Linked DNA regions of Homo sapiens: all the other regions are linked to region 5. A link is a contact called in ENCODE Hi-C or POLR2A ChIA-PET data. All regions are on one chromosome and are shown on one strand. Each heading gives the region's core, a stretch centred on a gene start or an enhancer-like site at or near the end of the contact. The rest is flanking DNA. Distances are from core to core; before and after follow the strand shown. Region 1 holds the start of PEF1-AS1 (PEF1 and COL16A1 antisense RNA 1). Region 2 holds the start of CCDC28B (coiled-coil domain containing 28B). Region 3 overlaps LOC105379772 (a long non-coding RNA gene). Region 4 holds the start of EIF3I (eukaryotic translation initiation factor 3 subunit I). Region 5 holds the start of PTP4A2 (protein tyrosine phosphatase 4A2). Region 6 holds the start of TINAGL1 (tubulointerstitial nephritis antigen like 1).

Evidence for each region. Hi-C counts contacts between places; a loop is a spot of excess contacts on that map. ChIA-PET counts read pairs that join two places held with the same protein, here RNA polymerase II (POLR2A). Pooled maps may share reads with other maps.
Region 1: a loop to region 5 is called in a map of CD8-positive, alpha-beta T cell, with 3 times the contacts of the local background. The contact joins the promoter of PEF1-AS1 here to the promoter of PTP4A2 in region 5. A Hi-C loop is called at or near these places in 8 of 168 maps with a recorded cell type or tissue (B cell, CD8-positive, alpha-beta T cell, ascending aorta and 5 more), 4 of 37 single-sample maps with no recorded cell type and 16 of 50 pooled maps. POLR2A ChIA-PET finds 5 or more read pairs at or near these places in 9 of 52 experiments (CD4-positive, alpha-beta T cell, CD4-positive, alpha-beta memory T cell, HEK293 and 5 more).
Region 2: a map of gastrocnemius medialis shows a loop between it and region 5 (2.1-fold over the local background). The contact joins the promoter of CCDC28B here to the promoter of PTP4A2 in region 5. A Hi-C loop is called at or near these places in 1 of 168 maps with a recorded cell type or tissue (gastrocnemius medialis), 1 of 37 single-sample maps with no recorded cell type and 8 of 50 pooled maps.
Region 3: a loop to region 5 is called in a pooled map, with 4 times the contacts of the local background. The contact joins the enhancer-like site here to the promoter of PTP4A2 in region 5. A Hi-C loop is called at or near these places in 3 of 37 single-sample maps with no recorded cell type and 4 of 50 pooled maps.
Region 4: a loop to region 5 is called in a pooled map, with 5 times the contacts of the local background. The contact joins the promoter of EIF3I here to the promoter of PTP4A2 in region 5. A Hi-C loop is called at or near these places in 1 of 168 maps with a recorded cell type or tissue (breast epithelium) and 2 of 50 pooled maps. POLR2A ChIA-PET finds 5 or more read pairs at or near these places in 2 of 52 experiments (Caco-2 and activated CD4-positive, alpha-beta T cell).
Region 6: a map of PC-9 shows a loop between it and region 5 (4-fold over the local background). The contact joins the promoter of TINAGL1 here to the promoter of PTP4A2 in region 5. A Hi-C loop is called at or near these places in 5 of 168 maps with a recorded cell type or tissue (Calu3, PC-9, ascending aorta and 2 more) and 4 of 50 pooled maps. POLR2A ChIA-PET finds 5 or more read pairs at or near these places in 2 of 52 experiments (AG04450 and WTC11).

What each region holds. Positions count from the first base shown.
Region 1 is chr1:31,642,839-31,646,184 of GRCh38, forward strand. PEF1-AS1 (PEF1 and COL16A1 antisense RNA 1) reads left to right here and starts at 1,298. Exons shown (of 6, transcript NR_184313.1): 1 at 1,298-1,458; 2 at 1,874-2,008. PEF1 (penta-EF-hand domain containing 1) reads right to left here and starts at 2,038. Exons shown (of 5, transcript NM_012392.4): 1 at 2,003-2,038. The coding sequence starts at 2,026. RefSeq lists enhancers at 1,768-2,538, 1,858-1,927, 2,168-2,507.
Region 2 is chr1:32,198,779-32,202,178 of GRCh38, forward strand. CCDC28B (coiled-coil domain containing 28B) reads left to right here and starts at 1,817. Exons shown (of 6, transcript NM_024296.5): 1 at 1,817-1,931; 2 at 3,135-3,321. The coding sequence starts at 3,158. RefSeq lists enhancers at 476-1,034, 1,035-1,592, 1,805-1,884, 2,143-2,662, 2,575-2,794 and 2 more.
Region 3 is chr1:31,481,607-31,484,897 of GRCh38, forward strand. LOC105379772 (a long non-coding RNA gene) reads left to right here. Exons shown (of 3, transcript XR_001737618.2): 3 at 474-550. Among named protein-coding and RNA genes, the nearest start is that of LINC01226, 35 kb to the right of the region's middle. RefSeq lists an enhancer at 1,569-1,878 and a silencer at 2,543-2,721. Within about 2 kb of position 1,810, at least 13 of the 41 ENCODE cell types and tissues checked have a DNase peak (open chromatin) inside an H3K27ac peak, as active enhancers do.
Region 4 is chr1:32,221,157-32,224,512 of GRCh38, forward strand. It overlaps EIF3I (eukaryotic translation initiation factor 3 subunit I), which reads left to right and starts at 1,251. Exons shown (of 11, transcript NM_003757.4): 1 at 1,251-1,288; 2 at 1,382-1,474; 3 at 2,878-2,965; 4 at 3,254-3,319. The coding sequence starts at 1,286. TMEM234 (transmembrane protein 234) reads right to left here and starts at 1,197. Exons shown (of 5, transcript NM_019118.5): 1 at 1,151-1,197; 2 at 711-862; 3 at 1-41. The coding sequence starts at 1,166. RefSeq lists enhancers at 470-1,669, 946-1,579.
Region 5 is chr1:31,936,563-31,939,905 of GRCh38, forward strand. It overlaps PTP4A2 (protein tyrosine phosphatase 4A2), which reads right to left and starts at 1,806. Exons shown (of 6, transcript NM_080391.4): 1 at 1,425-1,806. RefSeq lists enhancers at 963-1,012, 2,123-2,392 and silencers at 1,193-1,532, 1,309-1,480, 1,683-2,062.
Region 6 is chr1:31,574,501-31,578,121 of GRCh38, forward strand. It overlaps TINAGL1 (tubulointerstitial nephritis antigen like 1), which reads left to right and starts at 2,015. Exons shown (of 12, transcript NM_022164.3): 1 at 2,015-2,095; 2 at 2,634-2,958. The coding sequence starts at 2,649. LOC105378626 (a long non-coding RNA gene) reads right to left here and starts at 3,397. Exons shown (of 6, transcript NR_188671.1): 1 at 3,344-3,397; 2 at 910-1,170. RefSeq lists an enhancer at 1,826-2,546.

The DNA of each region.
Region 1 (3,346 bases), core at 48-2,547, 290 kb before region 5:
TATTATTTCTCCCTTTATACAGGTGAGGAAGCTGAGGCTCAGAGCCCTTAGTTTGTCCAGGGGTATATAACTATTAAGTAATACAGCTAGAATTCTAGCACAGTTCTCTCTAACCTGTCACTGCTTTTAGGATGCACACCAATTGTCCCTAATGCTTATTAGCATGTAGATTCCTGGGTACAGAACAGGTCTGAAGTGGGACCCAAAAGTGTGCTTTCTTAAACAAGCTCTCAGCTGATTCTGAGGCAGAAGACCAGCCACTGGGAAACAAGGCGCTATGAATGTTTTTTCAGCCTGTGTTCCTCAGAAATACTAGAGTCAAAAAAGTGACCAGACATCTGAAAAGAAAGCCGGGAGGCGGAGTTTCTATGGTTAGATATGTTTAAGAAATACTGCATATTATATTCCTTTCTGGATGATTTACAATGTACATTAGCAAATTAAGGATTCTGAAATAGCTTGTGGTCAATAAACTTATTCAGCTATACTTAAGAGTATTTCCAAAACTTTAGTTAACTACAGAATCCTCCTATATTAACAATATCTATTAAAACCTCCCAAGACTCAGCAAATGGAATGGACTTTAGGAAGCAACTGCTATGCTACACTTCCTAACTCCAGCCCGCACTGGCCTCTCTCTTTCCTACCTCTCTCTAAGGATGCAATAAGAGAAGTCCTAAGCTCTGGTCATGGCCTCACCCTCACTTACTACGTGTGACTTTTGGGAAGCCACTTAACCTCTTTGGGTTTGCTCCTCAGCAGTTAATTAGGGGTAATAATACCTGCATGCCGATAGGGACTTCATGATTAGGATAATGGAGGTCCAAACACTGTGTAACCCGCACAAGACTGCACTCCCTGGAAGGACTGTTACATCTTTTGGCCTGTGACTAAACTCAGTTGAGCACTGTGTAATATACCAATTGATCTTGTTTTCCCACATTTCGTTTATGGATTTCATCTCCTAAATAACTGTGTGATCGCAGCCCTCTGTGGGCTTCATTTCCTCCTCTGTAAAATGAGGGCTCTATTTTGAGGACCCTCCGGGCACTGGCCTTTTAGAAGTCTACTAAAAATCAAAATGCTAAAGGGCAACACATGTTACACCTCACTATGTACCAAACGCTTCGTAAGCATCACCTCCTGACTCTCCACAACAGCTTTATGAGGCAGATCCTATTATTCGGCCCTATTTTACAGGCGGAAACTTGGACTCAGAAAGGCAAAACAGCTTGCTCAAGGGCTCACAACTATTTAGGTGGTAGAGCTAAGATATGAACCTACCTCTGACACCAAAGTGCACTTCAACACCCTACTATCACCCAACAAAGAATTCTGGCCACAGAATCACCTTGCTGCGGTATTCCTGACTGAATCAAGATACGCTGGGGAAGAGGCATCTGAAGATAGCCCGGGTTCTGACCTCGGCCCTGCTGCCTAACTGCCTGGTGACTTCAGGTAAGTTCTGTGTCTTCTCGGGGTTCACTTTTCTACACGCGAAATGGCGGTGTTGAACTAAGTCAGTGGTCAAACCAGCTCACTTGTGGCGCCTGCTACAACCAGAGTTTCCTGATGACTCTGATGCAGTGTGGGGTGGGTCCGGAAGCCTGGATTTTTATCCGACGCCCCAAATGAGATCGGCGGAACCAGAACTCTAAACCTCCGGTCATGGCTGATGCCCCCGCCCAAGGCCCCCATGAGGGCCTTGGGAGGCTGTGGAGCCCAGGCCAGCGCCAGCCTGGACCTGTGGGGTCCAAGGTCCCCAAATCCTCGAGTGAGCGACGTCAAGGGGGCGCGACACGACCTCGCGAATGTGCGGTCCTTCATGACGTGAGCAGGGCGCGACCGACGGTCCCTTTTCGGTTCTCTACAGCGCAAGGCCTCGCTGAAGCGAACCCATCGTGGGAAGGGCGCGGAGAAAGCGGGGAGAAAGAGCAGGGGGACGTCGGGCCTGCGCCTGGCACCGCCGCTACCTGGATTCGCGGGCCCCTCACACACTCACCTGCCGGTAAGGATAGCTGGCCATGGTGATTCTGACGTCACACTCAGGCAAGGGGTGGGGCTTTCCGCTCTCAAACCCGCCCCTCGTCTCGGCTTTGGGGCTGGGCCCGCATCTGATTGGACGTCCGCGCCTGTCAATCTTGGGTGCTGTCGGCCGACGGAAGTGACGATGGGGGCGGTGGGCGGATGCCTACCCGAGAGACCAGGGGAGCTAAGTGATTGATGGAGCTTCCGGAAGTCTTGGCGGCTGTACCAGCGCTAATGTTCCTCCTTTTCCTGAGGTGGAGTGGGCCGAAGAGGTGGTCAGGTTGGGAAATTTAGTGAGAAGCCTGGGTGGGGTGTTGCTGCGGTAGCCATGTTATAACCTGGCAAATGGGACGCATGATAGTGACGTAATTGCTGGAGTAGCTCCTGAGTTTCCGCAGATGAGCCGCGGGAAAGGAGACGAGGGGCGGTGGCCAGGCGGTTGCCCTGACAACGGGGAACCGACCGACTCTTCCCGGTAGGGAGAGGCGATGGCGGAATTACTCCTCTAATGTCAAGGTACTGGGTACCAGTTAGTACCCTTGTAGTGGGATACAGATCTGTGGTCTTTGGAGAAAAAAACCCCAGATCATTAGAGTTGGAGGAAAATTGAATTATCTAGTGCCTCTTTCTTCATAAATGGGGAAACTGAGGTGCAGAGAGGCAGTTGCCTTGCCCTAGCTCACAGTGGGTCGCCTAGAACCGGGGTCAATGGATGTCCAGTTCTCAGCAGGGAGGTCTAGGTCGGTCCCCATCGTAGGTCAAATCCTGGTGACCGAGTGATCTCAGCACCATGTACTTGCCACTCAGTGGTTCCGTTTCTACACTTATTTGTGTGCTTATTTGATTTCTTTGTCAAGTTCTTTCATGTGGGCTAGGGTTTTGTCTGTTTTTGCTTGTCATTATAACTCCAGTACCTAGTATAGCGACTGACACGATTATTAAAATAAATGAATAAATGAATGTTACGAACTGTTATCCAGTCTAGTCCATCTATCTAACCAAGTGCACTTTCCAAAATCACAGTGCTGATCATGCCACTTGCCCACTACACAGCCTACAATGGATGCTCTTCATCCACGCCTACAAAATAAGGCCCAATCTCTTCATTCTGGTACTCCAGGCCCTTCAGAATCTGGCCCAGCCTCAACTTTCCAATCTTACGGCCCCTTCTGCTACTCTGTATTTCTGTGCTCAGTTCCACCATTCAGCACTTCTGCTTTGGAGGGAGGATCTTTGTTTTATCACTTTCTAACTGTATCACCTTAGGCAGGTTTTTTGTTTGTTTGTTTTTAATTTCCAACTTTTAAGATCAGGGGTA
Region 2 (3,400 bases), core at 567-3,066, 260 kb after region 5:
CCAGAGTCTGGGTACCAGGTTAAGGAATGTGGGCTAGATCCAGAGGGCAGGGGGGGCAACTGAAGGTGTTTCAATAGGAAATTGATAGGCTCCAGCAGTAAGGCAAAAGGCATGGAGCCAGGCATAGGCCATTTGAGGCCCAGGTTAAGAGGGGTGGACACTCATCACTGCTATTTGGGTCTGAGCTGTGGGTAGGCTCCTATAGCCCTGGCCTGCCCAAGGGAATTCACAGGGGCCTCTAATTGTATGCATTCCTTAAGGAGAGCACATTCTCTGTTCAGTTTTTACACCCCCCATTTACCCACCTCAAGCATGGGACTCCTATATGGGAGACATGCTGCTGGTGGCCTCACCCAGCACCCTGTTCTCTCTGGGTCCTGGGTTGGTCAGGCACAAAGGATGATATGTGCTGAATGCCCAGGAAATGGCAGAGACAACCCACCTGCCCTTCCCTCCAGGCCTCCACAAATAGATGTGCCCACAATGACTGTGACAGTCCCAGCAGAGCCTCTGACCCTTCTAGCTGGGTCCTGATACATGTTTTCCATGCTGGCCATGTTATTTCTAGTCGCAGATCCTCTGGAGGGTGTGGGGGGGGTGCCGCCCCAACTCTTGGAGATTCCAAGCAAAGCAGCTCTGAGAATAATGAGGTTTCTGACCCCCCAGTGAAGCAGCTGAGGATGGGAACCACAGGGGTGCTCCCTCTGTCAGCAGCATTACCACTGTCTACTCTAGCAGCTCCGGTGGGGAAGGAGAGGGATTTCTGTTGTCCCCAGTCTGGGCCCCTGGTTATTGAAAAAGTTCGGAATTACTCTTTACCCTTGTGGAGTGTTCTGAGTGTTGGAAGTACCCAGGAAGAAGCCCTGAGCAGGTGCCCTCAGGAGCAGTGCCCATGGCTCCCCACATCAGCCAAGAGGCCCAACCCCAGGAAGCCACTCCTGCCCGGGGATGGGGAAGGTGGGCTGGGTGGCTGTGTGCACTGCCCTGGGCCAGCTCACTTGAGCCTGCTGAGCCGCCTGGCCAAACATGAGCCTCTCTCCTGTTGTATCAGATGCTGTTCTGGGGACCTGCGCCAGGAGCCTCTGCCAGGGCTTTAAATAGCTGCCCCCATTGATCTGGCTGCAGGCAGCAGCAGTCACACTGGGTCAGCCTCCATCAGGTGCTCAGGTTTCCCTGAGGACTGGAGTCAGGTGCCAGGGAATCGCGTGGTCTACCTTATGACCTGGTGCTCCCCACACCTGTCTCCTAGGCCTGGGGGGTGGGGAGGACTCCTGTCACTTCATCTGCGGCAAAATACAGCCCCCACCACTTACCAGAGAAAACTGTCTGGCATTGTAGAGAGAGGGGTTTTGCCCTCAAAAGACTGTTGCTTACTTTCAGTAGAATGGGGAATGACACTGGTATCTTCCTTAAGGGTTGTTATGGGGATGAAATGTATGTAAAGTGCTCAATAGGGCACTGGACTCACTCCATTGATGGCTGTCTTTGCTCGAAGTGTCTTCCTGATGCTGCTGCTGTTGCTGCTTGTGCTTCTTCTGTGCTTACATTCTCTCTCTCTCACTCACTCACTCTGTCTCTCCTCTCCCCCGCCCCACCCCCTTTCTGACAAAGCCACCACCATTTTGTAAGGAACTGTAGCTTCTCTCTGAAACTGCCGGGAAAGGGAAAATCTTTTTAAAATAGACATCACACAACCAACAGGGTCCCCTAGGTTCAGGCGGGGAGGTGAGGTCGAGTGAGAGGAACTGCTTAGCATACGCGGGGATGCTCCTCCCATCTCACCCCACCGCGCTAAGGAGAAGGTCACTTTCTCTTTAAATGCAAATGAACTCCCTCCAGCTTAGCTTTCACCCGGTGGTGTTCCCGGGAGGAGAGGGCGGAGGGCGGAGGGAACTTGCACCGAAGCATCACTCGAGACCCCAAACCTCCAGGTCAGTAGCCCCCTGAGGGAGTGAGGGCGGGGGCGGAATGACGCGGGTCTGACGCTCTGTCTTCGAGCGCGGCTGCGGAGCTGAGCGATGAGTTTGGCACATGGCTTTGGAGCCCGGGCTTGGGAAATAGATCCCCGGTCGCCCCAGCCGCTCCTGGGGAGCACAGGCTCCGGCTCCAGTTCTTCTATCAGGTCCCTAATTGGGTCAAGCTGCTGCACGGAGAGGCAGAGGATGCGCTCCTATCTCCCCTCCCCACACCCGCAGACCCCGTCAGTGGCAGCCAGCTATGTGTCAGTGTAAATGCTTAAGCGCCACCCACCCCCCCAACCCCCCCAGTCCCAGAATTCGAAGTTAGGCTCGGTAGCAGCAGCCTGGAATGAGACCCCCAGAGGAGGGAACCCCAGCCGACCGGAGGCTTGGGGGGCGCTGCTGGACCGGGGACCTCGGAGCAGCCCAGCCACAGGCGCAGCCTTTGTCGGAGGCCCAGGCAGCCAGCGGCCAACCACCCAGTCCACCCTGGCTGCAGCTGAAGCCCAGCAGGGACTTTCCGACTGGGAAAAATGAAGCAGCTGAAAGCACACCCGCGGGACCTATAGGGAGTCCCTAATATTTTCGGTTGGGGGTGGGTGGAAGTGGAGGGATGCCGGTGTCTATGTGGGGGAAACCCACAATGAACCCTGCCCTGTATGCTGCGGCTTCTCCTACAATTACCCACACGCTGGGGCTTTCCCAGGCGCCCCTACCTGCACCTTGTCCCCCTCCCATGCTGACAGGGTTTGTTAGCATCTGCTTAGGCCCCTGATAAATAGAATAGGGTTTAGTTAAGACATCCCTAATCTTCGGCTGGGCTTCTGCAGCTCACCTCCGTCTTGTCTCCCACTACATTTCCTCTGCCAGCCCCGCCCCCCAGCCACCGTGACAGGAAGCCCCAGTAGCGCCAAGATAGTTGTGACTGGTCCCACCCTTTCAGGAGGGGCCTAGGTTTTCAGGCAGAAGGGGAATTAGGTTGGGCCTTAGAAGGTCCTTCAAGTGTACATCCACGATCCCAGCAGCAGACACTGGCATCTGGCTCTGCCCCTACCGTATAGATGAGGTGACAAGCTGGAAGGTCCCAGGGCCCTTCCTTGGTGCAGCTCTCAGGGATTTCTGGGTGAAGGGCTAACTTTGCCCCTGGCTATCTTTGTGGGGTTGCTTCCCTCCTAGGCCTGAGGCCCAGCCAGCGCCCAATGGATGACAAAAAGAAGAAACGGAGTCCCAAGCCCTGCCTGGCCCAGCCAGCCCAGGCCCCAGGCACACTACGGAGGGTCCCTGTGCCTACCAGCCACAGCGGCTCCTTGGCCCTAGGACTTCCTCATCTGCCATCCCCCAAGCAGCGGGCCAAGTTCAAGAGGTGGGTACAGAAGGGAAGGAAAGGAGGAGGGACCCCAACTCTGGGTTGCACTGTAGAGAGGAAGGCAAGGGGGGCCTCC
Region 3 (3,291 bases), core at 560-3,059, 450 kb before region 5:
AACAAAAAGATGATACTCTTTTAAAGAGAGACATTTTATAATCATAAAAGGGTCAATGTGTCAGGAAGATATAATAATCATAAACATATATGCACTTAACAACAGAGGCCAAATATATGTGAAGTAAAAACTGACAAATGAAGGGAGAACTAGGCAATTCAACAATAGTAGTTGAATACTTTCAATAATGAATACAATATCTTGGCAGAAGACCAACAATGAAATAGAAAACTTAAACTACACTATAAACCAAAAACTTAAACTACACTATAAACCAACTATACCTAAAATACATCTTTAGAACACTGCACCCAATAAATTATACAAGAAAAGAAAAATTGACCTTTGAACAACACGGGTTTGTGTTTGAACTCTGTTCATTCACTTATATGTTACTTTTCTGCTGCCTCTGCTACCCCTGATATGACAATACCAACCCTTCTCTCTTTCTCCCTCTTCCTCCTCCTCCTCAGCCAACTCAGCATGAACACAATGAGGATGAAGGCATTTATGATGACCCCACTTCCTCTTAATAAACAGTAAATATATATTATCTTCCTTGTGATTTTCTTAATAACATTTTCTTTTCTCTAGCTTATGTTATTGTAAGAATTCACTATATAATACATATAATGCACAAAAAAATGGGTAGATAACCTGAGGTTTATTCAAACAGTGGACTACTTTATAGTATTTGAAATAATTTAAGTAGAGTTACATGAACCAATAAGGATAAACTTAAAACACACTAAATACTGAAAAAAGAAGCAGGTTGCAAAATGATATGGTATGATACTATTTATTTTAAATTTTTAAGAACACACAAAATAATACTTTATATTGTCTATGGATACATACATAGGTGGTAGAAATACAAATGCATGCATGGCAATGATACTTATCAATTAAAAATTTTTCCTGTGGGGAATAAGGGAGAAAGGAAGGACTCCTGCCCATAGGACCACTAATGCTACTCTAACCCTAATCAGGACTGGGTACTGAGTGTGGGGAGATTCCCTCACCCCAGTTGGGAGTAGCCACAGGGTGTTAATCAGATTCCAAGGCAACCCTTGCTCTCTATCCATCGCACATGAATTTGAGCTTGTGATCTTGGGCACAACCCACAATCTCTGGACCTCGGTCAACCCATTTGTGAAACGAACTAAAGATATTTGCCCTGGAGAGTGGCAAACTCAGTGTCAACCTTCACACTGTCAGAAGCAAATGGGGAAGATAATCTAGACTGCCTTGTACTGTGTGGCTTTGTAGCAGCACAAGCTGCAGACAAAGCCTCTCAGACACCGAGTTGTAGAAGGAAGGGCTTTATTCAGCTGGGAGCATCGGCAAGCTACTGCCTTAAAATCTGAGCTCCCCGAATGCACAATTTCTGTCCCTTTTAAGGGCTCACAACACTAAAGATTTCACATGAAAGGGTCGTGATTGATTTGAGCAAGCAGGCAGTACATGACAGGGGCCACATGCACTGGTGGTCAGAGAGAAACAGAACAGGGCAGGGAGTTTCACAATGTTCTTCTATATGATGTCTAGAATCTATGAATAACATCGGTTTCTAAGTTATGAGTTGATTTTTAACTACTGGGTTTAGGCCAGGCAGGCCCAGGCCTGGTTTTTGGCCTGGCGCCGGGCTGCCTGTCTTTGGTTTTACTTCCTTGTCGTTTTTTCTTAAAACGGGTACTGAGTATAAAACAATATCAGAGGGTCTCTCTCTTCCCTCAGCTTCACTGTCAAGTAAGAATTTCTCTCCCCAGGGGAAGCAGATGGAATTAAAACATGGTGATTATTCTTAAACACCTCACGCAACGGCTGCTACACACCATCTGTGAAGTCAGTTGCAGATCTATGATGAGGAAGTAGAATCATGTGGTCCCCAGGCCCTTTGCTGAAATGTCTTTCTGCTGGGTAATTAATTACGTGGTGTTGAAATGCTCTGCGTCAACTCCCTTTGGTTTAGTCATCATGCTTGCTTAATGTTCTGTTAATGTCCATGCTGCTTTCTAGGAACTTGCACATCAGCATCGCTGTCCAGGTTAAAGGAATTTGCAATGTCCCCGTAGGCCCTGAATTTCTACCCTGAATGAAACAATGAAAAGGGGGTGACCATACTCTCATCTTCCCCAGCTTCCTGGTTGCTGCAGTGTAGGGGGTTGGCTGTGGGTGGTGGGTAATGAATCCCTGTTGGCTCCTATTGCCAAACAGACTGATTACACATCAGCTCTGATAACTGACGGATCCCACCCTCAGACAAAAGCAAGAAAATGTGGGTAGCAGTTTGCATTGTAATTAGTAGGGAATAAAAGGCTCTAAGTGCCTCATGATTTCTGGTTCATTGGAATTGAAAACAAAGTAAGGTCTGGTACTGAGGGAGAGTCAGTCCCTATTTGGTTGACCCCAAAACATTTGCAATTAGATTTGCTGGATCTGGGATCCCAAGAGATTTTGAACCATGGGGTGGGAAGCCACCAAATTCAAATTCTTGATGGCATGATGGGCTTGATCCATGGGGAATGGGGCTCCCCCAACCCCTTTCTGCTGCCACCAACAGCTGAGGCTGGTGTTGGGGAAGAAGAACCCAACAGTCCAGCAGGCAGAGGCAGCAAGTCACTGGTAGGCTGTCCTCAGTAAGATCTTGTCTCTGCTCAGCAGCCCCAAGTGGATGAGTATTTTGTTTTTTATTGTGGCAAAATATACATAACATAAAATTTACCATTTTAACCCTTTTTGAGTATATTACTAGGTGGTATTAAGCACATTCATGTTGTTATGCACCCATCACCACCACCCATCAACAGATTTTTTTTTTTTTTTGGGAAGGAGTCTCACTCTGTCGCCCAGGCTGGAGTGCAGTGGCAGGATCTCGGCTCACTGCAAGCTCTGCCTCCTGGGTTCAAGCGATTCTCCTGCCTCAGCTTCCCGAGTAGCTGGGACTACAGGCGCCTGCCACCATGCCTGGCTAATTTTTTTGTATTTTTAGTAAAGACAGGGTTTCACCGTGTTAGCCAGGATGGTCTCTATCTCCTGACCTCGTGATCAGCCCACCTCAGCCTGCCAAAGTGCTGGGATTACAGGTGTGAGCCACCACACCTGGTCTGAATTTTTTTGGGGGTGGTGGCTCATGCCTGTAATTCCAGCACTTTGGGAGGCTGAGGTGGGTGGATCACGTGAGGACAGGAGTTTGAGACCAGCCTCGCCAACATGGCGCAACCCCGTCTCTACTAAAAATTAGCCGGGTGTGGTGGTGGGCACCTGTAATCCCAGCTACTCTGGAGGATG
Region 4 (3,356 bases), core at 1-2,500, 280 kb after region 5:
AGAAGGGATCCACACTGGTTGAGGAGAAAGGGCATCAGGTACTGGAAAGAGGAGAAACCTGCAGTCAGTGTGATGGCCTGACTGAGCAGCACTGCCTTCTTTGAGCTCCTAGCGAATGTCTTTCCTTGGAGGGAGGCAGGGTTATAAGGACCCAGAGAACACTAATCCCTCTAAGGAGGATCCTTCCAGGGCAAAGAGGGAAACAGACTGAAGTCTGTGCCTTTGCTCAAACTACCCTCTCCCTCACCTCTGCTAGTTCCCATCCTGCAAGGCCTTGAAGCCAATGTCAGCCCCTCCAGGAAGCCTTCCCCAAGTCCTCCAGCTCCAGCCTTCCTCCTCTGAACTCCTCCCCTGCAGGGCCAATTTGAGCCCCAAGCCCTCCCTCTGGAAAGGCTCACAAATGTTGCCTTATGTAACTGAAGGAATCACAATAAAATGTGAATAATGGCAGCCATAGATTGAGCACTTACTATGTTCTAGGCCTAATGCTAAGTGCTCTACGTATCTCACCTAATTCCTGCAACTGACCTATCAGATGGTTATTATTATAATCGCCATTTACAGATGATGAAACTGAGGCTCAAGGACAACTGACTTTTCCGAGAATTTCTAGTGAGTAAGTGGTGGGGCTGACCCAGACCTGTTTGACTCCAAAGACCAAATTCTTGGCGGCAACTCCACCGAGAGAGGGGCCTTTCACAGAGACGCACCTCAGTATTCAAGAAGAGGGTCTTCATCTCCTGTAGCAACTGCTGGGCCCAGGTCGGCTCATGAACCCGCTGCAGGCCGGCGGAGGCCCGCTTCAGCAGCGGCTGCGTGCCACCCCACAGAGCGGCCACCAGCACCAGAGCCAACACCTGCCCTGAATGCAGACGAGTGAGTCACCCTGACCCCCACCCCAAACGGCCGCCCACCCCGCCCTCTCCTGGCCTTCTAGCCCCAGCTAGCCGCCCCCACTTCCCTCCTTCGCTCTCTTCGCCTCGGCTGCGACTGGCGGCTAAGGCAGGCCCAGGGAAGCTAGGGAGATGAATCCAGGAGTCCGGCCTCTGGGGTTGTAGCAGGGGTCGGGGTTAGAGGGTGGATGTGGAGCAGGAAATGAATTCGAGGCGAGGGTCGGGAAATCCATGGAAGGGCGGGGCCGGCTACCTACCCAGAGACGCCGCCATGGCAACGCCGCTGTCTTCTACTTCCGGGAACGAAGGGGCGGAGACCCATAATCCGGAAGTGACCTCGAAACCTTTTCCGGTCTTACTCACGTTGCGGCCTTCCTCGCGTCACAGCCGGGATGGTGAGTTTCAGAGTTAGGGGTATTGCAGTGGGGGTCCTGGGCTGAGGCTGGGGCCCAATTCCGAGCACTGACGTTACTGTCTTGTCCCCACAGAAGCCGATCCTACTGCAGGGCCATGAGCGGTCCATTACGCAGATTAAGTATAACCGCGAAGGAGACCTCCTCTTTACTGTGGCCAAGGACCCTGTGAGTGTTGGCTGGAGGGGGTCCGGGAGGGGCGGGATCCTTCTGCCAGGACGATGGGTGGACACGCCAGTTTTGCCGTTAGCGGGGAACCAAAGAGCAGCCCATTGTGAGAAGTAGGGAGAGGCCATGCCGGGGGTAGGTTGGCGAAAGTATTCTACCGGGAAAGGTGGGGAAGAACTCTATTGGCCGAGTGCGGTGGCTCACGCCTGTAATCCCAGCACTTTGAGAGGCCGAGGTGGGAGGGTCGCTTGAGCCCAGGAGTTGGAGACCAGCCTGAGCAACGTAGTAAGACCCATCTCTACACACAAAAAAATTAGCCTGACATGGTGGCCTCGCGCCTGTGGTCTCAGCTACTTCGGAGTCTGAAACGAGAGGATCGCTTGAGCGCGGTGAGCTGAGATCGTGCCACTGCACTCCAAGAAAAGCAAGAGACCACTGTGGAAAGGGGATAAAGATGAGGGTCAGCTTGCCCAGAGAACGGGATGCGACCTTTAGGGATAATCTAATCTTTCTACCAGGATAGGTGCAGGCTGTGTTATTCAGACACAGGGAACTTAATGAGGGTGTCTCTAGTCTCATTTTAAGTCAATCCCATCCTGCTACTCAATGCCAAACAATCCCTCATGATACTGCCTTTTGAGGCACCTGGCCATTTTATTTTATTTTTTCTTGAGACGGAGTCTCGCTCTGTCGCCTAGGCTGGAGTGCAGTGGCGCGATCTCGACTCACTGCAACCTCTGCCTCCCAGGTTCAAGCGATTCTCCTGCCTCAACCTCCCTAGTAGCTGGGACTACAGGCTCGTGCCACCATGCCCAGCTAATTTTTTGTATCTTTAGTAGAGATGGGGTTTCACCATGTTGGACAGGCTTGTCTTGAACTCCTGACCTCAGGTGATCCGCCTGCCTCGGCCTCCCAAAGTGCTAGGATTACAGGCATGAGTCACCACACCCGGCCTGGCCATTTTCAAGATGAGAAAACTGAAGTTCAGAGGAGAGAAGCACTGTATTTGAGATCATATAGTGAGACAGTGGCAGAGCAGGCACCAGAACCCAGACTTCCTTACTACCAGCTGCTCCCACTTGGATAAGACATCAGAGATACTGTTTTTCTGGACTGGAGCTCAACTTGGCCTTTTATTCTTTGGAGCCGTTGGGAGTCCCAGGAGAGCTGGAGCTAACAAATGAGGATGCCTTTACAAGCCGCCTGACTCCTCTGTTGCTTCCCTTCAGGAAGGGAGGAGAATCCAGGAGTTGGTCTTTTTACCAGCTCCCTGCTGTTTCCCAAGAAATAAACAGAAGAGGGCAGAATCAGCCTTGCTACAGGCTGCTGAGGGTTCCTGGGGCAAAATAGGAAGCCATTGCTCTTACTGGGATGTGTACTATCCTGTGGTTTGACTTTTCCAGATCGTCAATGTATGGTACTCTGTGAATGGTGAGAGGCTGGGCACCTACATGGGCCATACCGGAGCTGTGTGGTGTGTGGACGCTGACTGTATCCTTATTTTGGGTCTGAGTCCGTGTTGCTAGGGTCTGTCAGCGATGGAGAGGCTGAGTTGGGAGTTGGGAGTTGGGGGTGCTGTTGAGGGCCTAGAGAACGATACCTCCTACTCCCTGGTCTCTTCACTGACTGAGGAAACATTCAGGACAAATTCCAGTTCTGGATAAGGAGGTAAGAGGGGTAGAAAGGCTCTTTGGGGCTGAACAGGGAGATGATTCACTTGGCATCCCAAGAGGACAAGGGCTCGGGTGAACTTCGTCATATTTCTTAACAACTCTTCAGGGGACACCAAGCATGTCCTCACTGGCTCAGCTGACAACAGCTGTCGTCTCTGGGACTGTGAAACAGGTAAGCTGGGTTCATTCACCTTTTTAGCAAATATTGA
Region 5 (3,343 bases), core at 556-3,055:
TCAATGTGTAAAATCCCTATCAAGGTACTACTCTTCAAGAATCCCTACTTTTACAACACAAGAATGGGAAAAGTCCATGATAATAATTAGTCCATTCATTATGAAACTTAAAAATGCCAAGATCAGAATACCAGCAAACAACTTCTCACCATCTTCACCAATACAATGGTGTGCTGGCAAGTGATTCTGAAGCCCTGATAATGTGTCATTCTGTATCCTTAATCTCCTTTTGCACACTCAGCAAGGCATAACTTCACTCACTTCCCTCTGAAACTACTCTCTCTTACAGAGCATGACAGCAAGTACCATATTCCAACTCAGCAGTGTAATGTAGTTTGGCGACTCCGGACAGACAAACATTTGCTGAATGCCTACAGTGACACTAGAATTGCTAGTCACTGCTAATTTCTTGACAAATTCCAGGAAATAATAAACCAGACTACAGTTCAATTTACCTAACAATAAAATACTCTTCACCTGAAAAACTAGCAGTACTTTACAAAAGTTTATGCTCCTGAACACTCTACAGGCCAGAGTGTAGGATTTTGGGCAACAGACAAACTTCTTTTCGTTAGCTCTCAGGGGCCCCAGACTAGGATAGGATGGCATCATTGACAAATTTGAAAATTTACTTTGAAGTCATGAAACGTGGGAGAAAAAAATGTATAGAACAACAACAAAAAAACACATCACATCCTTTCTGGGGGAAAAAAATTAAAATCCCAGAGCCAGAAGATCATAGTGCCGCTGGAGGAGACTTATACCCCCTTTCCTCATACTTGAACCTGAAGACCCACGGACAAGATGCTCCCGGAAAGAACTCCCCAACCCAACACACCAGGGTTCACTATCGCCACACACAAAGACCAAGGGGAAGGGCCTCTAGGATGCCTGCTCACACACTGGACACACGCCGGCACACCCTACCACACTCCTGCCTCTGCCACGCACCTTCTCACCGACACACACCATGTTCTCCCCCCACACTCACCCGCTCTTTACCACACTCTCAACTCTCTCCTCCCCCATTTACTCACTCATTCTACCACCACCCCTCATGCCCACACGCTCCCCACACACCCATACCCTCCCCTGCCCTCACCCACATTCCCCCAACATCGACACTGCCTCCCGACGCGCTCCCACTCCCCCCACCTCCTCGCACGGACACTCAGCCCTGTCCCCCACTCACACGCCCTCCCTTCACCAACTCACTCTCCCCCACGCTCGCACAGCTCTCTCCCTTCCACACACACGAGCCCGCCCCTCGCTCACCCACCCTCGCTCCCCCGCCCCGGCCCGGCCCGGCCCTCCTTCCGGGGACGTGTCTCCGGCCTGCACTAATGGCTGCGGCGCCTCCCGCCCTCCCCTTCCCCGAGGCCCCCGGCGCCGGCGCGGGGGCCGCCCGGGAGGGGCGCACTCACGCTGGCGAGCTGGGGACTGGGCATTGAAGTCCGGCGGTGGCGGGAGCGAGGAGGCGCCTCTCTCCTCAGTCACCTCGGCGGCGGCGGCGGCGGCGGTAGCGGTGGCGGCGGCGGCGACGACTCCCCCCCAGCCTCGGCGCGCGACACCCGGCCCGGCCCGGCGGCGGCGGCGGCGGCGCGTCTCCACGAGTCCGTCTTGCTGCTGCTGCTGCGGCCGCCGCTGCGTCTCCTGCTGCCGCCGCTGCCTCCGCTGCCGCCGCTGCCCTGTGGCGTCACCTCGCGCCGTGCCCGGCCGCCGCTGCCGCTCCAGCCGCTCCCGGACAGACGACGGTTACAGCCCGGCCGATCGCGCCGCCACCACCACCGCTGCGCGCGCAGCCGGAACCAGCTCCCGCCGCCGCCCCTCAGGGGGCGCTGCGGGGCGCGGCGCGCAGGGCCACCGGCCCGCCCTCCGCGTTCGCTGACTGGCTGGCTGGCCGGCTCGCGGGCAGTTGGGCCCGCCCACCTGCCCCGCGGGGCGCTGACCCACTGCCCTGGGCGCCTCCCCCGCTCCTCCTCCTCGTGGTTCGTTCCGCTCCGCACTCCCGGCTACGGAAGGCGAGTCCATGTGATCGGGGAGGGAAGGCAGAACGTGGCCTGGGGAGTCGCTCGCCCACGCTGCGCCCCGCCCATCCGCACCTGGGCTGGGTCGAGGGCCTGCAGCCGAGGTGTGACCTGCAAGGTCGAAGGGTTCTTTCTCGCTACTTGGCCCTAAGGCCTCGGGTCAGATCCTGATGGGACGGGGTGGCCGCCACGTCCTGGGCTTGGGGATTTCCAACTCAGAAGTGGGAACCTGGCCAGCTCAGTTCTCGGCTGCCCTTCCTGAGGCCCCAAATGAATGGCGTGTGCATCTTCGTCGAAGATATTAATACGCCACCCCCAGCTCTGCCCACAAGACACACACCCACCCTAAGAACTGTCCCTGACAAGCCAAAATTCAGACTTTCAGGATGTAGGATCTTGGGCAAGTGATTCCAAGTATTATCAACTATTAAATGGAAATAATAATCAGCTACCTCATGGGCTCTTTCACGTATCGATAACAACGTATGAAAACGCTTGAGAAGGGCCAGGCGCGGTGGCTCATACCTGTAATCCCAGTACTTTGGGAGGCCGAGGAGGGCAGATCACAAGGTCAGGAGTTCGAGACCAGCCTGGCCAACATAGTGAAACCCTGTGTCTGCTAAAAATACAAAAATTAGCTGGGCATGGTGGCGCCCGCCCGGAAGGAGGGCCGTAATCCCAGCTACTCGGGAGGTTGAGGCAGGAGACTCACTTGAACCCGGGAGGCGGAGTTTGCAGTGAGCCGAGATCGTGCCACTGCACTCCAACCTGGGCGACAGAGTGAGACTCCGTCTCAAAAAAAAAAAAGAAAGAAAAAGAAAACGCTTGAGTTGAGAAAGTGAGAAAGAAGAGACCCTGAATTTCAAGCTTTCCGACTTAATGTCACCTTTAACGACGCAGATTATCGTAGAGATTCTCAGGTGGAAAGGTTTTTGCCTCTTGCATTTGGAAGCTAGCCAGAAATTCTTTGCCAGATCATGCGTCCTGAGTTTTGGTTTGGAAAATGTGGTCACTAGCGAGCTAGGAGGCTGGTTTGGGCCACGACCAGATGGCAAAGTGCGGCATTGGAGGCTGGCTTGGGAGGGAGATGTCTCCCCCTGGGAATTGCGGGTTGGGGAGGGTCTGTTCTTTCTGTCCACCCCTGGGAAGTCTTGCCTGCCCAGAACTGGCGCCTATATAGGAAGAAATGAAGATGCTCCCGTGGGTGCTTCTCCCCCACCTCGCCACCACATCCATGCTCATCCAGCCCTGCGGGGAGAAGCAGTGATCTGTCGTCATTAGACCTTCCCCACAAGGTAGACTTGGGGCATTGCTTC
Region 6 (3,621 bases), core at 765-3,264, 360 kb before region 5:
ACACTTCGGAAGGCCAAGGCAGGCGGATTGCTTGAGCTCAGGAGTTGGAGACCAGCCTGGGCAACATGGTGAAACCCCATCTCTACTACAAATACAAAAAAAATTCAGGCAGGCATGGCGGTGTGCACCTGTAGTCCCAGTTACTCAGGAAGCTGAGGTGGGAGGATTACTTGAGCCCAGGAGGTCAAGGCTTCAGTGAGTCGAGATCGCGCCACTGTACTCCAGCCTGGGTGACAAAGTGAGACCTTGTCTCAAAAAAAAACAAAAAACAAAAAGCAAAAAAAACCCAGACGATCAGATGTGGACTGACAGACTCAAGCAGAAGCAGAAACACCCCCACAAACACCGCAACTCAGATATACACATGCATACATGCACACAGAGATAACACACCCAGACTCACGAGGGTAGCCTATGCGGTGTGATTTTGGGCAAAAGAGAGGCCAGATGTCTCTAAACAAGCCCCCAGCCCCAGAACCATGAAAAAGTAGGTACCATAAAAGTAGGAACTCTGGACACGAACTCTTTTGAAAGAAAGCAGCTTTCATCTCTTACCCTGAGGATATGACATTTACCAATACCGAGGGGCCCGTCCTGCAGTAAGATGAATGGAGTTTAGATAAGAAAAGAGACTTCCCAACCAGGAGCACGTTGAGACCTGTAGTGGGTGACTAAGGGTGACTAGGGGTAAAGGAGTGGGCTGGTGGCAGGCAGGGAGCCTGTGTTCTGGCTGCACGACCTCAGGCAAGTGCATTCTTCTGAGCCTCAGTTTCCCACCTAGGCTTTGTCCTCCCAGGTCCCTGCAGGGAGCAGATGGGCAGCTCCTGGGTGTGTTAGTGCCAGTGCTGGGGCCCCCGGATATTATCCCTCCACCCCCACCACCAGGGCAGGACCCCCTTGGTGACTCACCACCCAGTGGTCCATGGCAGGGGTAACCCAGCCACAGGTGCCGGTGATCCTCGGCTCTCTCCCTTCCCCCAGGGTCTGGCCAGCTGAGGATGCCCCTTGGTTTGGGGGAGGTTTGCAGGGAGGTCAGTGGGAGGGCAAAGGGAGTCCCTGATGCCTTCCCCGGGGCCACATGTGAGGCTCAGGCCTGGGCCTGGGAGGGTTTGTCCAGGTGTAGTCTCTTTTATCCTCTTTGCTGGTAGAGACCTCTGGCCTGGGCCCAACCTGTTGAAGAGAGGGCGTTGCACAATAGGGAGGTAAAAGGTGACGGCAGACCTGGCGGGACAGAAGCCCCATTGTTTGGGTCCCAGGCCAGCCTGGGCAAAGAAAGGTTTATGCCTGCGGCAGGAAGGAGGGCCTCTGCAGGGGGTGCCAGCTGGTAGGGCCCTTGCCTTTGGACCCTTGGAGGGGGACAGGTGCCAAGCAGGATGCCCTTGGGTTTGCTAGAGAGGGCAGTGCTCGTCTAGGGGCCCAAGCAGGCAAGGGAAGGCAGACTCAACAAGGGATCAAAGGGTGCAGAGGCCACCCCCACACCCTGCCCACCTCCCAGGGATGAGCCGCCCAGGGCACCTAAGGATCATACTCCTGGAATTCCAATCATTCCTAGGAGCTGGGGTGGCTAGGGGGGCGGCACCCAAGCCTAGGGGGCACAGTGGAGAGGGGTGTGCATGGCTATTTTTATTACCGAGGGGTCAGGAGAGGCTTACAGAATTTTGCCTCACATGCCCTCCCCATCATTTCCCAAACTTGTGTCCATAACCCAGAGCTCGGCTGCCCATATCCCCCCTTCTCCACCAGAGCCCCTCAGCTCCACAGGGATGCCCACTGTGAAGTCCTTCCCAGTGTGAAACCGCAATCCTTCCTGCTTGGGGTTCCCCTAAGGGAACGGCTTCCGCCACAGGAGACCCAGCCAGGACAATCGTGTGCTTGTCGTTTCTCCACCCTGCAAGCCCATGAGTTGTGGGGTAGTTACTCCAGGTACAAGCCAGGCGCCCCTCCCTTCCGCCACTGCTGGGGCGGTGCAGAGGGCGGGCGGTACAAAAAGCGCCCCGCCCCGCGCTCCTCTCTTGACTTTGAGCGTCCGGCGGTCGCAGAGCCAGGAGGCGGAGGCGCGCGGGCCAGCCTGGGCCCCAGCCCACACCTTCACCAGGTAGGGACGCTCCCCTGCTCAGAGGGCGGAAGGTGTAGACAGAGAAGAAACAGGGGGAGGGGGCAGGTAGAGGAACCAAGACAGATGGCAGAGAGAGGGACAGTGGAGGGGGACAGAGGGACACAGGAACAGAAGAGAGGTGTACCCAAAAGACCGGGGGAGACAGGAAAGCACAAAGTCAAGGACCCAGGTCAGGGATGGAGGCTGCTGGAGGGCAGAGAGACCTAGGACAGGAGAGAAGACCTTGGGTCCACAGGATGAGTGTTGGGTGGGAGCACCAAGAATGCCACCACCCTCATTTCCTTGTCCTTGAAGGTCCCTGCCTAGGTCAGGGAGGGGCTCCGTTTCTGCCCAGTCCCCATCCCCCTATAGCCAGGGCCCACACACTGGGGCTCCTCTGCCCGTGTCCTGCCTGGGGACTCAGGAATCGGGATCTCCCTCCCTGCTGGGCCCTCTTGAACTCACAGCTCCAGGAAACTGGGAGACTCATCCCTGGTGTTCCAGGGAGTCTCTGCTGCCCACCATCTCTGCCCCCCAGGGCCCAGGAGCCACCATGTGGCGATGTCCACTGGGGCTACTGCTGTTGCTGCCGCTGGCTGGCCACTTGGCTCTGGGTGCCCAGCAGGGTCGTGGGCGCCGGGAGCTAGCACCGGGTCTGCACCTGCGGGGCATCCGGGACGCGGGAGGCCGGTACTGCCAGGAGCAGGACCTGTGCTGCCGCGGCCGTGCCGACGACTGTGCCCTGCCCTACCTGGGCGCCATCTGTTACTGTGACCTCTTCTGCAACCGCACGGTCTCCGACTGCTGCCCTGACTTCTGGGACTTCTGCCTCGGCGTGCCACCCCCTTTTCCCCCGATCCAAGGTGGGCACTAAGATGGCCAGGAGGGTGGGTCACTTTGTCCACCTCAGACTCAGCAAGGCTCAAGAGCAAAGCTGATGGATGCACTGACATTTCCAGGGGAAGCTCTGTAGAATCTGGGACTCTTCCCTGCCCCTCTGGGAACTTTACTCTCCAGCAAGACTGAAGAAGCTCCTTGGTTAGAATTCTAATTTGGCCCAGGGAAAGGGCAACCTCCCACATTTTCTCCCAATCCTGTCTCTTTTCCAGACACGGAAGGTGCTGGCCGCACCTGCTGACTCACTCTTGGGCTGATAAGGCACATATGGGTTGGTGAGGGTCATCTTAGCCATTTTTCTGCCTTTGCTGAGGATTCTAGGATCCTGTGCCCCGAGATGGCTGCTCATACCTGGGAGATGGGTCAAATCTTTTCCTGCTTTCAGCCTCACCATCATCCTTTTCCATGCACTTGCCCCTGTCCAATAGGAGAATCACTTGCGTTCCTTCCCACAGTTCCATGGGGCTTGGGCCGGCAGACTGCATACCTGAGCTGTCATCTCAAGAGTGCTGTGTTATCTTAGGACGGTTGCTTACCTTCTCTGGGCCTTGGCTTCCCCATGCTCCTCCCACTCCCCATCTCCAAGCCCTAACTTATTTAAATGGAAAAGGATCCCAGGAATGTTGTGG